2 separate regions of the Homo sapiens genome follow, and region 1 is linked to region 2. A link is a loop called in an ENCODE intact Hi-C map of the cell type or tissue named here. Cell type or tissue: heart left ventricle. All regions are shown on one strand. Links, peaks and the distances in the headings refer to the core of each region. The heading gives the core; the rest is flanking DNA.

Region 1 (8,117 bases), core at 2,098-4,597, 59 kb after region 2:
GGGGTTTAGGGGGAACTGAAAATCCAGCAAGTGATTCTGAGAAGCAATGAGAGGGAGGAAAATCTTCCTAGAAAATGGGAAATATCTCCTGAGTTTTAAAGGATAACATCCCAACTAGTTTCCCAGTGGAAGAGAAGGGGCTGAAAGGAGCATGCCTGGGAAAAGGCCCAGCATGTTTGCAGGTATGGAGAGGTGAGAATATGGCAAGACTGAATCACTGCACAGAGCTCTCAGAGGCCGGGGAATAGTGTGCAAGGGTGGAAGGGCAGCAGGAGCACCTGGAAGTTTTGTAGGTTGAACTGTGTCCCTCAAAACAATATGTCAACGTTCTAACCCCCAGGACTTGTGCATGTGACTCATTTGGAAATAGGGTCTGTGTAAATGTAATCAAGTAAAGATGAGGTCATACTAAATTGAGGGGAGGCCCTAATCCAATGACTGGTGTCCTTATAAAAAGAGGAAGATTTGGACGCAGAGACACACAGTGGGGAAGCGTCATGTGAAGACAGAGGTGGAGACCGGAGTGATGCTTGTAAAAGCCAAGAAACGCGCAGGATTGCCAGCAGCCGCCAGAAGCTAGGAGAGAGGCAAGGCACAGATTCTCCCTCCGAGTCCCCAGTAAAGAACTATCCCTGCCAATACTTTGGTATCAGACTTCTGGCCTCTAGAATTGTGAGGCCATACATTTTTCACCCAGCTTGTGATCGTTTGCTACGGGAGCCGTAGGAAACTAACATAGTGGGTGTATGAGCCACTCTGGGCTCTCACTTGGTGGTGGCCTAGGATGGCCCTGGCTTCAGAGATGCTTCTTATGGAGCTCTTAAAATGGCTTAAAAATCCCCATAGCCTGACATTCAAGCTGTTACCCTTCCAGATTCTCTTTCATACCTGGTGCCTGCTCACAATCCTTCATTAGACTATGTATCCTGACTTTTATAGTTTTTCTTTTTCTTCTTGATTCAGAAAGGTATCCTCTCCATAATTATAGAGTCATATTGTGTGAGTTTGGGTGAATCAGTGAACTATCAAGTTGCACCACGTGTCCTCCTCAGTTTCTCTGATTTATCATCCTTTCTTTGAGATTTACAGAATTAGATTGATTGCAAACTTTAAAAAATGACCTTCAGCTCCTTGCAGGCCCATGTGAGCACACAACTATCTTGCTTTCAGACCTGCATCTCCAATTTCATCTCGTAGAAGAAATCTTCCCATGAGTATCTCTAAGGCAGGGCCCACCTCCAGTGCTTCCTTCTGATCCTGCACAGCAAGTTCACCTCCTGGATGTCTGCTCTGTGTTGGCTGATGGGGAAACTAAGTTGAATAAGACATCCTTAAGAAGCTGGCAGTCTGGTGAAGGCTGGGGTTGGGAGACAGTTATAAAGACCAAGTTGTTTCAGTAAGTCATAATCAGTGACACAGGAGGTGGATGTATAAGGTACTTTAGAGACCAGAAGGGGAGTACCTGGCCCATAATAATGGCTTTCATTCTTTATGAGCCAGACACCATGGTAGAAGCTTTACATGCATTATCTTTAATCCTCAACAAGAAAGGTGTGTAGTACTATCCTCATTTTACAGGTGCAACTGAAAAGGTTAATTAAGTAACTTGCTCAAAGTCTCTCACTTGGCAAGTGACAGAGCCACTGTTTGATCTTAGGTCTGCCTGACACCCAAGATCACACATGGATTCTTCACAATACCAGGGTGACTGATGCTCAGGGCGTGTTTCATCAAAGCAGGTACTTTAAAATATTCACTGATTTTTCCGTATTGTTTTTGTGCTATCCAAAACATTTAGTTGAAAGATAATGATTAATTTAAACTCACCAAAGTTGCCAACAACCCGCTAATTGCTGTTCTTGTCTTACTTGACCTTTCTGTGTATTGGTCTTGCCTCTGTCTTGAAAATCCTTCCTCCCTTTGGCCTTTGTAACATCATACTTGGCTGGTGTTCCCTCTGCCTCTTTGGATTCTTTTTTTCCACTTATTCTTTCTCTGTCGAGCTCCTCTAAGGCTCTGACCGCTACTCATTTTTTATTTATCAATCTCTAACCCTCTTCAGAAGAAGTCCATGCATCTTACTTATTTCTATTACTGTCATAGTCATGGTTTCCTCATTTGTTCCTTGTTGATTTCCAGATCTTTATATGTAGCATCAACCCCTCTTCTGAGCCCCAGACCTAGATATTAAATGCTCTTCCAACCTTCTCCACATGAAGCTCCCACAAGCACATCCAAGTCACCACACCTACCTCTGATCTCACCATCCTTCCTCCCAGACCCTGCCTCTTCTAGCCCAGGGAATCATGCCCCATGTCCCACTATTGGTCAAAGCACCCCTCTCCTTCATCCTTCCACACTTGAACAATGCCTCAATTCTCTTCATTCTACCTCCTAAATCTCTCAAAAATGCCTGGCTCAGCTATCCCCACAGTCACTACCTTGGGTCTCTCCCTTGTCTTCTCTATCTAAATGATAATTTTCTAAAACTTGTTTAAAAATTTAAACTTATAGATGATTTGCAAGGATAATGGATAATATAGAGTGTTCCCATACACCCTTCACCCAGCTTTCCTAATGTTGGCATCTCGTATAACCATGGTCCAGTTATGAACTAAGAAATTAACATGGTTTACTGAATGATTGTGATGGCCTTGTTGACAGATACTTTGGGTTGTCTATTTGCCTCCCCAGCAATTTTTTTCGTTTTTCAGCTTGAAGTGGAAATGTGTTCATCCCTAGGGGATGGATCATGATAGTTCCTTCTAGATGCTACCCTAATACTTTGCTCTTTCTCCATAATCATTGGGTCATAAATCTGTGTACGTGCCTGCTGTTGTCACTGGACTTAAAAGCAGAACTGACAACTGCATTCTCAGTAGGCACTCAGTAAATGTTTGTGATACAAGTGAACAAATGAATGAATGAGATCAGTGTGGCTAGAGCTGTAGGTTTGTATATGGCAACCAGAAAAGTGTCACTTATGAATTAAAAAGTTTCAACAACGATTGAGGACCCAAAGTCCTTTCTAACACAGAGGCCCAGTCCCAGTACAGATGGACCTAATGCCATTTTTATCCTCACGCTGACCATCCTTAGTGATGAAGGACAGGGATAAGCCTGGAGTCACAGGCTTCTTGAATCTCATGTCTGGGAAAGCGCCTTAAATCCAATGGTTCCCAGACTGAGTTGGCTGACTCAGAGCCTCCAGGGATGCGGCCTGGCAATCTGCCTGGTTAATAAGTTTGCAAGGTGATGCAGCAGGCAGCGGGAGCTGGCCCCGGTCCAAGAACCAGAGTTTGGAAACCCCTGCTGAAGGCCAACCTGCTTATTTACAGACAGCGTGGACCATCTACACATAAAGGCTCCATCCGGCTCTGACTTTTTCTGATAGATTTTTCTTTTTCTTTCATTTAAAAATAAGCCTGTAAATTTGGATGCCGTAATATGCATCATGGATATATAGATTATACTTTAAAAATGCCTTTTAGAAAGTCATATAAACCAGAAAATATCTCCAGTTTCTTTTTTTTCTTTTTTTTTTTTATTATTATACTTTAAGTTCTAGGGTACATGTGCACAACGTGCAGGTTTGTTACATATGTGTACATGTGCCATGTTGGTGTGCTGCACCCATTAACTCATCATTTACATTAGGTATATCTCCTTATGCTATCCCTCCCCCCACCAAACAACAATCTTAATCTTAAAAATTTTTATTATAAACCTCATTTTATATAATGTAACATCAGAGATATTTATCTTAGGAGTCCTGTGTTAGCATTTCATTAGGATCTGATGGGTAAATGATATACATAGGAATCCAGATTTAAGTCTGCAATTTTCATCCATTTCTACCCTGTCTTTTGGGCACTTGCTAGCCTTTGTTTCTACATATAGGATTTATCATTTTTATTACTAGAACATAGTACAGGGTTATAGACCAAAATAAGTCAATCCTGATATTCACACCTCTCCAGAATTGTATATCACCGTCTAAGGAAACCAAATGGCAGATTTTCCACAAATACCCAATATTCTGTAATGGTTTAGCTAGTTACTTACTTCATGGAATCAGAACTATCATATGTCAAAACCTGACCTAACCCTGGCTCTCCTTCTCATTCTGGATAAAGTGAATGAAGCTGAGGAGAAACTTGGGCAGCCCCACCATGGATCTGCACAGCCATCATTGGTGCAGGTGGGCTGCAGGGAGCAGGGGATGGTGGGCCACAAAGGTTGATTGACCACCTCAATATTTATCCACCTCAGGCGAGAACAATGCAGCTTCCAAGTCTGCGTTTTTTCAACTCAAAGCCCACTTGCTAAGTGCAACCTAGGGTCAAGCCTGTGGCTAGGCATGGGAGGAGAGAGTGAATAAGCTGTCACAGACAAAGCTCGCGGTGCAGTGGAAGAGAAGTTCTGGGAGTTCTAATGAAATCAGTGTTTCATGCAACAGTGACAAAACTTCTATAAGTCCCAGGTTAATTTGAATCCTTTAAAGGAAAAGACACTGGATGTTCAACGATCGGAGCAGAAATGATTTCATGGTCTGTGGTGCACATTTTTTGTTCTTTCTTCTTCACTAGAAAGTATTCTTTTCCAACAAACATTTAAGAAACAATTAAGCCTTCACGGCTAATCAGATGTACATGAAAATGCTTTGGTCACCATTTTTCTGGGCAACTGCTGTGACATCTGTTCTATACTACAGGGCTATAGGGGAATAAACCATTTCTATAGCCCTGCTTCCTTTGCCTGTGATGGGAGCATCCCACACCTGGTAAGTGTAACATCCACTGAGGAACTGTAGTTCTTCTGACTTCTCAAAGTAACTAACGGGCAAGGAGACCCTTTCTAACATTTTGATCTTGGGGCCCCAGACTTGAAATTTGCAGCTAATGCTTTCATCAGAGCTGTGACAGGTTTCTTCCTACCCTCTTTTCTTTTCTTTTCTTTTTTTTTTTTTTTTTAGCAGAGTATTGTTTTGTTACCCAGGCTGGAGTTCAGTGGCGCAATCTCGTCTCACCACAACCCCCGCCTCCCAGGTTCAAGCAATTCTCCTGCCTCAGCCTCCCAAGTAGCTGGGACTACAGTCGCGCGCCACCATGCCTGGCTAATTTTTGTATTTTTAGTAGAGATGGGGTTTCACTATGTTGGCCAGGCTGGTCTCGAACTCCTGACCTTGTGATCCACCTGCCTCGGCCTCCCAAAGTGCTAGGATTACAGGTGTGAGCCACCGCACCCGGCCCCCTCTTTTCTTCTTTCTTTCTGCTAGCATGTATTGAGCATACATTATGTACGAGGCCCTGTGCCAAACTCTGGCTTAGTTGATTGAGAACAGTTATGCAATAAAGTGACTGCTGACAGGTGTGTACAGAGTATTCTGAAAGCACCTGGGCCATCCATAGTTTTGTCCAACAATTATTTACTGGGCAATTGCTCTGCTGTGTCAGAGACATAGAGATAGAGATAAAGTAGAATGAGTTCCTGTTTTCAAAGACCTCACAGCCCAGTCATAACACCTAAATGGAGACAGTTATGAAACAAGACAGATAATATTGAATGGCGTTAGATACTGATAGTCTATCCACCCATCCTTCCAACCATGATCCAATCATACAACAAGTATTTATTGAATATCCACTACAAGCCAGCTCTATTCTCAGCTTTAGAAATGGAGCATTGAACACAACTAACATACAAACCATAAACACAAAAAAATTAATAAAAGGGGTTAATTTTAATAGTTAAAAATTATTGAAAGAGAATAATTCAGGGTGATGTGATAAAGAATGCTCCAGATAGAGAGGTCCTGGGAGGTATCTCTGGGGCAATGACATTTGGGTTTAAGGGGTGTGAAGGAGGTAGCTGTGCGATCATCTGGGTGAAGATATAAGCCCACGCTAAGGGAACAGCAATAGCAAATGCAAAAGTCCTGAGGAATAGATTTAGTGGGTTAAGAGAACAGAGAAAAAGCCAGAGTGACTGGTGTATAATTAGTGTTTAGGGTGGGGAGGTGGCTGGTGTCCTAGAAGAGGAGATCTGAGGGAAGGACGTGAAATGAATTATATAGTCTCTTACAGGTCAGGGCAAGATTCTATTTTATTCCTTTTTTTTTTTTTTCTTTTGACGCAGTCTCTCACTCTGTCACCCAGGCTGGAGTGCAGTAGCGTGATCTCAGCTCACTGCAACCTCTGCCTCCCACCTCACCCTCCCGAGTAGCTGGGACCACAGGCGTGCACCACCCTGCCTGGTTAATTTTTTTTTGTATTTTTTGTAGAGACAGGGTTTTGCCATGTTGCCCAGGCTAGATTAGATTTTATTCTAAATGCACTAAGATGACTTTGAGGAATTTACACTGGGAAGGCCATATTCTGATTTATGCTTTAAAAAGCTTGCTATGAATCCCTCTCTTAGTAATTAATAGGACAAGTATACAAAAAAGTAAACAGTAAAGATATAGATCCAAACAACACAACTTAATTGATATTTATAGAACTTTCCACACCCAATAAGTATAAATACACATGATTTTCAGCTGCAAATAGAACATTGACTGAGATCAAACATTTGCTGAGGCCCAAAATATATCTCAAAATGTTTCCAATAATTGAAGTATTACAGAATGTATTCTTCCAGCAAACAAAACTAAGCTACAAGCCAATTACAATAAGATACCTAGAAAATCCTCCAAATATTTAGAAATTAAATAACATGCTTCGAACTTGGACCTGGGTCAAAGAATTAATTAAAAGGGAAGTTAGAAAATATTTTGAGGCCAGGCGTGGTGGCTCACACCTGTAATCCAAGCACTTTGGGAGGCCGAGGTGGGCGGATCACTTGAGGCCAAGAGTTTGAGACCAGCCTGACCAACATGGTGAAACCCGGTCTCTACTAAAAACACAAAAATTGGCCAGGCTTGGTGGAGCACGCCTGTAATGCCAGCTATTTGGGTGGCTGAGGCATAAGAATCACTTGAACCTGGGAGGTAGAGGCTGAGTGAGCCAAGACTGTGCCACTGCACTCCAGCCTGGGCAACAGAGGGAGACTGTGTCTTAAAAAAAAAAAAAAAAAGAAAGAAAGAAAAAAGAAAATATTTTAAACTGACTGATAATGAATATACAACATACCAAAATGTATGGTATGCAACTAAAGCATTGCTTAGATGGTAATTTATAGCTTAAATGCTTATATTAAAAAGAAGAAAGGTTTAAAATCAATGATCTAAGTATCTACCTTAGAAAGCTGGAAAAATAACACATTAAATCTAAAACGGAGAAAAAAAGTATGAACATAAGAAAAAAGAAATAAATGAAAGACCAGAAAGCAATGAAATAAAAACCATACTCCAAATAGAAACAATTGGCAAAGCCACGCTTTATTCTTTGACAAGATTAATAAACTTTACAAATCCTTATGAATTAATCAAGAAAAAAATAAAGTAAACATAAATGACTTATTTCAAGGATGAAAGAAGGGATATCCTATAGATCCTACAGACACTAAAAGGATAATAAAAGAATACTATGAACTCTGTCAACAAAGTCAATAATTTATTTCAAGGAACATATGTCTCAAAAAACATAACTTACCAATGCTGACTCAACAAGAAACAGAAAATCTAAGCAGCCCAATTTCTATTCAAAAATTTCAATTCATCATCTTATTCAAAAACATTCCCACAAAGAAAGCTTCAGACCCAGATGGTCTCACTGGTGACTTCTATCACATACTTATAGACCCATTTTACAGAAGCTCTCAGAAAAAAAGAAAAGAAATGACCATTTCCCATCTCATTTTATGAGGCCAACATAATCCTAACTTTAAAAACCTGAGAAAGACATTTTTAGGACAAGGACTCTCTCATCCCCACTGCATGGATGAAGCACACTGAGGCTTGGAGTGCTGACACGACTTGTCCCAAATCTCGGGACATGAAACGGCAGCACTGGGGCCCAGGTTCCCATCCCAAGAGGTTTTTGCTACCATGCTGTCCTCTAGAAGGTGGCCCCTTCACAATCTGCAGATCACATCCTGTAGGCAACAGCTCACACCTGCTGGGGCCAGGAGACAAGACCTGAGGAATGCCCCTTCTCCACTTCCTACCCCTAAAG
Region 2 (8,117 bases), core at 1,859-4,358:
ATGTAAGGAGCCAGTGGAGGACTCTTTTAATGGAGAGACTACAGCATGTCTCAGGCTGAATGGTCCAGTAGGGAGAGCAAAAACAGTGCCCATGCATCACCCTGAGGTCTCACCCAACCCTGCTGGAACTGACTTTAGTGCCCTCTTCCAGTGTTCCCCGCATGACCTGGTGGGTGCACACCTGGCTGCTTGCATTCACACCGTCCCTCTCCACTTCTTCCTTCTCCCCAGCTCTCTTCCTGTCAACCCTGGCATTGCCTTTGTTGGCTACTGAGAGAAGACCAGAAATATCCATCTAGTCAGACTTGCCTGCTCCTGGGAAGAAAACAAAAATGCAAAGAAAAGGTTCTCAGGGAGATTGAGCCAACCTGGGAGTGGCCCTCAGCTCCTCCAGTCCCCAGAGACCCATGCTCTGCAGCATCCAAGGGGCTCCTGTGAAACTGTTGGGAGGCCAATGACACTCTGTCCCACGTTGTGGATCTATTTTGTGGTCTCTGTATCCTTCACTGCTTTTTGTGGACATTATTGTATTAGATTCCTTTGGAAATGATGATCCAGCTAATGGCCAGTTAGTAGGAAACATCACGACCCTCCCCCCAAATTCCAGCCTCTTGCTGAAAGGGTGGGGCCTGGGAAATCATATGGTATTGCTCCTGGTCACCACAGACCAGTGGTGGCTTTGGGCCAAATTCTGGCCCAGCCAATCCCCCCCACCTTTTTTTTTTTTTGAGAGAGAGAATTTGAGGTAAGAGACACAGAGACTCAGGTTAGGAGGATGCTTGAACTGAAAGGTCCTGAGACAGCAGGACAGGAGCTAGTACCATGCAGAACACAGCAGGAGCCACAGGCAAGCCTGAACTGTGGGAGAGAGAAAACGAAGGGCCTTCCAGAGAGGTCCAGTCTGCCAAGAGGAGAAGAGAGTTGACACGCAGAAAGAGTTAGGGGTGACAAGAACCCCCGTAGCCCCTTGAAGGACACAGAGAGGAGATCTTTTTTGTTCTTTTGTGATTCATCCTTTCTCACTTCCTGTCCTTGGAGGTCAACAACAGACCCCTGTATCCTTTTAATAATCCCTCTTTTCATTTGAAATTGTTCCAGAGGGTACCTGATCCTTGTTGCCAGCATGCCCTGAATAAGAAAAATGCTCAAACCAAACACTGAGTCTACTGAGTCTATGTGAATTAATTCTTGGAATTCCTTGGCTCAATTCAATAAACATTTCATGCACAATTTTTGTGTGCCAGGTGCTAGAGGCATTCTGAGAAAAACTGAGACCCAGGAGCTGTCCTCAGAGAGTCCAGTAAGATGTGGTCTGATAAGACATGTTTCCATATACCCAGAATACAAGGTAGTTTGCTAGGAGCACTGCAAGAGAAACGCAGATGGAAGGCTGGAGTGTGTACTGCCACTGTGGAAGCAGGAGGGGCTTGAGGGAAGAGGGCCTTCAAGAATGGGTGGAATCTAATATTGGAAAGGGGAGGAAGAGTGGAAAGTATAAGAATCAGAAGTCTGGTTGCAGGATGGGGCATGATATGGGTGGGACACTGTAAACTGCACAGCGTGGAAGGAATATGGAGTTTAGAGGAATAATGTTAGATGAGTCTGTAAGACGGGCTTGACTGGGATTATGAAGGGCCTTAAAGGTCAAGCCAAATTTGTTATCATAGAATCATAAGAAGGAGAAGAGCCTTAGCTGTTGTCTAGTCTAACTTAGGTAATTTGGTTCCAGTTCCTCTTAAGGTGGCCACCATGACAGACTGAATCTCAAGTACTCATCTGAGATACAGTCATTTCAATGGTAGTGACTCAGAATTTACTTTTCTTTTTTTTTACCCCAGCAAAATATTTATTTTAGAAAATAGGATTATATTATTTGTTGCTCTCCAACTTGCTTTTTTTGGACATCTTGGACATCTTTCTCTACCAGTACATATAGTTCCATTTCCTTCTTTTTATTTTATTTACTTTATTATTTTTGTAGAGATGAGGTCTTGCCATGTTGCCTAGGCTGGTCTGGAACTCCTGGGCTCAAGAGATCCACTCACCTTGGCCTCCCAAAGTGCTAGGATTACAGGCGTGAGCCACTGCAGATATTTTTATTTTTTATTTTCATTTATTTCAATAGTTTTTGGGGAGCACGTGGTTATTTGATTACATGGATAAGTTCTTTAGTGGTGATTACCGAGATTTTGGTGCACCCATCACCCAAGCAGTGTACACTGTACCCAATGAGTAGTCTTTTATCCCTCGTCCTCCTTCCCCGCTCCCCTCACGTCCCCAAAGTACATTGTATCTTATGCCTTTGCATCCTCATGAGATTACTTTTCTATCTTTAACAACTTAAGAGTTCTTTCCAGAAGAGTCCTCTTACTACGAGGAAGAGTGTTAGAGCACAGGGAACTGGGCCTAGAGAGTCTGCAGCAAATTGTCTCAAATAGCAGCTTAAAAAGGTAAGGAACAGAAAAGAAACACTCTCTATCTATGTGCTGGCCTCAGGCACAGTGCTTCTAGATGGTAGAACATCTGTGAAGTAGAAATTACAATCACTTTTCAGGTGAGAAAACAGGAGCTGTAGGGAGGAGTCGGACAGGTCCCCAGGCCCAGCAACTATACCAGGTGAGGCAGGAATGTGGCCTCGTGTTGACCAGATTCCACAGCCACGGGCTTCCATCCCTCTTCTCTGCTTGCTTTAAGACTAACCACCCTGGCTTCAAGTAAGTATCACTCACAAAGGAATTTCAAAAAGACATGCACATAAATTAATGGCTGATGGCTGTAGGTGGTCGTATGGGAGGAACCGATTATAACATTGTATGAACTTAGCAAAGCTCTAAACCATAGCACAGACATTTGGCAAAATGGTTACTCTTTTTCAATCATCCAAGGACTCAGTTTATAATAAGCCTTGAGCGAGTCCCTAAATTCCAAAGCCCTTAGCATCTTCCAGGACCCTCTTGAGACCACACAGTGCTTCCAGCTTCCGGAAACAGCAGATGCTATTGCTTCCATGAGCAATGTCAGCATTTAATACACAAGGGGGAACAGAGAAAGAAACCTATATGGATGGGGAGCAGGGAGGAGGGGCAGCACTGGATCCTCTCCTGGGCCCTGTCCAGCTCGACATTCCTGAACAGAGCGTGCTGTTCCCTCTCCTGATGTTGGCAGCTTAGAATGCAGGAGCCTTAGATGGGTGGCCTGGAAGGGAGGCCAGCAGGGAGAGGTGACCTGGAAGTGAGGAAGCTCAGGAGGGACTGATGGTAATTGGAGGGGCAGGCAGAGAGAGGCAGATGAAGAAACAGCCGAGGCCTGTGTGAAGGCTGGACCCAACCTGCGTCCAAGCAGAAAGTCCAGAGAACTTAGCACAGCTTCCAAAGCTTCAGAGTACATCAGAACTACTTGGGAAGTGCGTCAAACTCTGGTTCCTAGGGAAATCCTCAGAGATCCTGCATCTGCGATGAGGCCCAGAAGTGGTTTTTGTGACCAGTTCCAAGGCGACTTCATACAGGCAGTCCTTGGGGACACTGGTGACAGGATTTCCCTCTCTGGACCTTGGTGTCCTGCTCTGTAAATAAAGGGGTTTGTCAAAGACGGTTTCTGCTTTCTCTGTCAGCTCCAACATACAGCTTCTCAAAAGCTTCCAAAAATCCCCTTACCCAAGCTTGCAGCCCTCATCACCTGTCTCAAGATAATGGTTTCCTATTCTTTTTAATGTATAAGGCAGACAGGTGGTCATGTACCTGCTCAGCTCTTGAAAAGGACCTACATGATAGACTCTAGCAACTCCACCTCGTCTGCCCATTTTGGGGGAGAGTAAAGCCACGTCGTGTGCGTTCACATAGGCATCCAAATGGGACAGACTTCCTCTCTCTGGAGGCCGTGGCTCCAGGTCAAAACAAAACCACTTCCAGGTCTCAGGTCACAGGATCCTGCAGAATGATTTATTTAAGGAAGAAAGCTTCAAGGGCTCCAGAGAAATTAAATGTGTATATTTCCCCAGCAATTATGCACGTCCTTTCCCTTGAAAAATAGTTCCCATGCCCTGCCTGGAAGAAAAGCCAGATTCTCCATGATGCTGTGTTCCACAGGCTTCTAGAGGTGGGGGGGCTGTGATTTTCTAACAGGAGAAGCCACATGAAAGTCTTCAGCAGCTTTGCGCTGTTTCTGCTGCAGCACCTCTCAGGGCAGACTGGAGAATCAGGGAGTCTTGTCTGGAAAAACGAGACAGGCTGGGCCTGACACATTGATTTCTGGTTCAAGTTTCCCAGTGAAATGTGAAGGAGGAATTTTCCACTTCTTGTCCTGATTCACCTTGGCGAACCAGTCTTTGGAGTCCCAGACTGAGGCAGGGAAAATCTGTTTCAGGTGGATTTTCCAGCCAGACTTATACCCAAAGTGAGTGGTCCTCTATGCTGTTCCCAGTATCAGCTGTCTCCCGTTGGCCAGGAAACAACTCTGTCCCCCTGACTTCTGCTTTAGCCATCTTTCTCCAGGAGGAACCAGGCCAGAATGTTAGGACAAAAGAATATCATAGTGACATGTAAATCCTCACCCTTGGACAGAAACTTAACTGGGTGATACAGATTCATTTAATATGAACTGAATAGCTCATGCTGTTTTATGACAGACTTTGGGATCAAAATGTAGCTAAGACACAGCCCTTACCCTCAAGAGTTTAGACTAGTGGGAGGGCAGTTGGGCAAATATCAGCCTGAGCAGACTCGTATAAAAGCGACAAGAGATACAGCAAGATTGAGGAGAGAGGTTTAGGCTGGATGGCTTCAGAGAATGCTCCCCAGAAAAGGTGGTATTTGCACTGGTCTTGAAGGATAAATAGAATTAGAGAGAGGAAGGAGAGGACAGGAGGAACGGCCAGCAGAGGAACTTCTAACTGTAGTTAGAACGTCCTTGGTACATGAGGGTATGGTACATAGTCTGGGATTGTTAGCAGGTAGATATGCAAAGAGGTGAGTAGGAGATGAAACTTGAAGAAAAGGCAAAGGCCAGGCCATGAAGCGCTTTGGTCGTGGTGAGGGTCAGGACTAGACCAGGCAGACAGTAGGGAACCATCAAAGGATTTATGGCTGGGGAGAGAGGAGTTGGATATAGAGAGAACGTGCAATAAACCAGGTGAGGGATGGAGTTGGCCAATGTTAAGCCGGGGAAATGAAAATAAAGGACAGAATCGAGAGACATCTTGGAAGAGAAAAAAATGATATTTTTGACCATGGGGAGAAGGAGAATTTAAACATTTTCCCCAACATGTGCTGATATCTAATTTAGACAATAGTGGGGGAGGTAGGATGGTTGGGTGGTTACTCATGCAGGCTCCAGAGCCAGAGGGCCTCTGTTTGTTTCCTAGATGGTGACAGTAGTTCCTTAACTACCCTGTGCCTCCATTTTCTCCTCCATAAAGGGGAATGAACAAATTGCAGGGTGAAACTGTTAGCTATCACTGTATTCAGAGGACTAGCATTTTTTGGTATCAGTTATTCCAGAGGTTCTCAAGGGTCTGGGACTTGGAATTGAAACAGGGTACACTGTGAAGAGGGGGCCCCTGGTGCATCACTTTACTCGGGAGAACAGGGTTCATGCTGCCCATTTAGACTCTCTATCAGGCAACATATTCTGATAAGTGATAAAATCTTCTTTGAAAAAAAAATGCCTCTTTTGAAAGTGAAGATGTCTAAAAAGATGTTTCTTGGACAGCATATAGAAATTTCACGGGGGAAATCACTGCCCGCGTGGCACTTGAGAATTTAAGATTTCTTGAAAGAACTTTGCAAAGTATCCTTTGCACTCTCACTGTGAACTTATAAGTGCTGTGATCTGTGGTGGTTTCAAAAATTATTATTATTTTCAAATACAGAATACATACAGAAATGTTTATAAAACATAAATTACAGCAAAACAAACTGTTATAAAACAAACACCTGCACAGCCACCACCCAGGACAAGTAACAAGGCATTGGCAGCATTTCACTCCCCTTCCTGTCATAGCCCTTCCCACCAAAAATAACTTTTATCTTGACTTTTATGGCAACCACCTCTCTACTGTTCTCTCCTCCCACCAGCTAAGTATGCACTGCTGGTCTCTAAACAACACAGTGTGATTCTGATTGTCTTTGATCTCCATATGATGTTTTACCATGCAAAACATCATCATAAATTCCTGAATGGTGTTACAGAAGCAGACGCATACTGGTTGGGCTGCTGGTGCCAAGAGGTGGAAGTGGAAGGAGATAAAATGGCATTTCAGAAAAGTCCTTAAGATGGAAAGGGAGGCGGAGATGGAGATGGAATCGTATGCATGTACTCTTTTGGGTCTGGCTTCCCTCTCTCAAAATTAGGGGCCACACCATCCCTGCTTGTGTGAGACTGCCGTTGGCATATTTTCACCACCACAACGTAAGAACACACCACCATTTACTTATCCATTTGACTTTCAAAGGGCATCTGTGTTGTTCCTAGTTTGGGACTATTTTGAATGGTGCTGCTGGGAACATTCCTATCCATGCTGCACACATTTCTGTTAGGATTTTCCCGGAAGTGGAATAACTAGGTTATAAGAGGTTGGCATATCTCCATCCTTAGCAGAAACCATTAAGCAGTCTTCCACGATGGTTATGCCAGTCCCTACTCCCACCAGTAGGGCCCTAAAATTCCTACCTTTCTCTATACTCACCAAAACCTGGTATCACTGAACTTTTTGTTATGGTTTATCACTAAAGGAGGCTTGAGGGGCATCCTAGACATATAATCAGATGTTGGTGTGCTATTGGATCCATTTCAGATCTGAAGTGCTATAATATTTGTAAATAAGTACAATGAATTGCTTTTTCAGAGGAAGGCCCATAATGAAGCTTTACCATGCAAAACATCATCATAAATTCCTGAATGGTGTTACAGAAGCAGACGCATACTGGTTGGGCTGCTGGTGCCAAGAGGTGGAAGTGGAAGGAGATAAAATGGCATTTCAGGAAAGTCCTTAAGATGGAAAGGGAGGCAGAGATGGAGAGAATGAAGGATGCTTTGAATGAGGGTAGAAACCCTAAGGGAACAGCTCTGAAAAAGAGTTTAAGATTTTGCAGCCATGTACTAGTATGGGTCTGTTGGTTTTTTAAATGTACATGAATACTATGATTTCTATTGTTCTTATTCACTTGCAATTTGCCCTTTCCTCTCAAAATATGGATCTACTTTATTAATTATTATATGGTATTTATTTGCATTTGAACATCACATTTATTTATTCATTTATATTGGTGGCTATTGGCAAACAATGCTCAAACAAACGTATCTTTGTTTTCATATTTTTTTCTTTTTCGAAAACAAAATTAAGTGGAAGCAAATATAGGAATTTTGAATGTTGACTATAAGAATGTCTGCTATAGGCCAGGCGAGGTGGCTAACGCCTGTAATCCCAGCACTTTGGGAGGCTGAGGCGGGTGGATCACGAGCTCAGGAGATCGAGATCAAGGCGAAACCCTGTCTCTAATAAAAATACAAAAAATTAGCTGGGCGCAGTGGTGGGTGCCTGTAGTCCCAGCTACTCAGGAGGCTGAGGCAGGAGAATGGCGCGAACCCGGGAGGCAGAGCTTGCAGTGAGCCGAGATCGCGCCACTGCCCTCCAGCCTGGGCGACAGAGTGAGACTCCATCTCAAAAAAAAAAAAAAAAAAAGAAAAAGAAAAGAATGTCTGCTATATTACTTTCTGGACTTTTCTGTATATTTGAAATATTTCATAACTTAAATGTGTTTTAAAATTTAATAAACCAAATAGGACACAAAGAAAGGAGAGCACTTGAGTGGGCAGGTCCCAGTGTCTCACTGGCTGGGTTGACCAAGAAGTGCATGGAAACAACCTATGCACTGATGACTCAGCCTAGGGGTGGGGCCGGATGCAGGTTGGCGAGCACCTTATGCTCCCCACAAACAATGCGGGGCTGTTCTGCAGTCAGATGGACATGGGTGGGATCTGATTCCTGTTCCCACAGATTAAATACAAGACCCTGGGCAAACTGCCTCAGTTCTCAGCTTCTGTATCTATAAAACTAGGGGATTAAATCTACCAGGCAGAGTTGTTATAAAAATTTAATGTAATCATGTACATAATATGCA

The links. Hi-C counts contacts between places; a loop is a spot of excess contacts. Peaks named below come from ENCODE experiments on the same cell type or tissue, not always from the same donor. Only the 100,000 strongest peaks of a DNase experiment are listed, where the experiment ranks them.
Region 1: it touches region 2 in a loop (2.7-fold over the local background); 11 of 110 quality-filtered maps call a loop at or near these places.

What each region holds. Positions count from the first base shown.
Region 1 is chr3:193,800,784-193,808,900 of GRCh38, reverse strand. No RefSeq gene overlaps it. Among named protein-coding and RNA genes, the nearest start is that of LINC02038, 39 kb to the left of the region's middle. In heart left ventricle, for the core only: no CTCF peak of the experiment used is centred there; a DNase peak (open chromatin) is centred at 3,260.
Region 2 is chr3:193,859,182-193,867,298 of GRCh38, reverse strand. No RefSeq gene overlaps it. Among named protein-coding and RNA genes, the nearest start is that of LINC02038, 19 kb to the right of the region's middle. In heart left ventricle, for the core only: no CTCF peak of the experiment used is centred there; a DNase peak (open chromatin) is centred at 3,161; H3K27ac peaks cover 1,184 bases.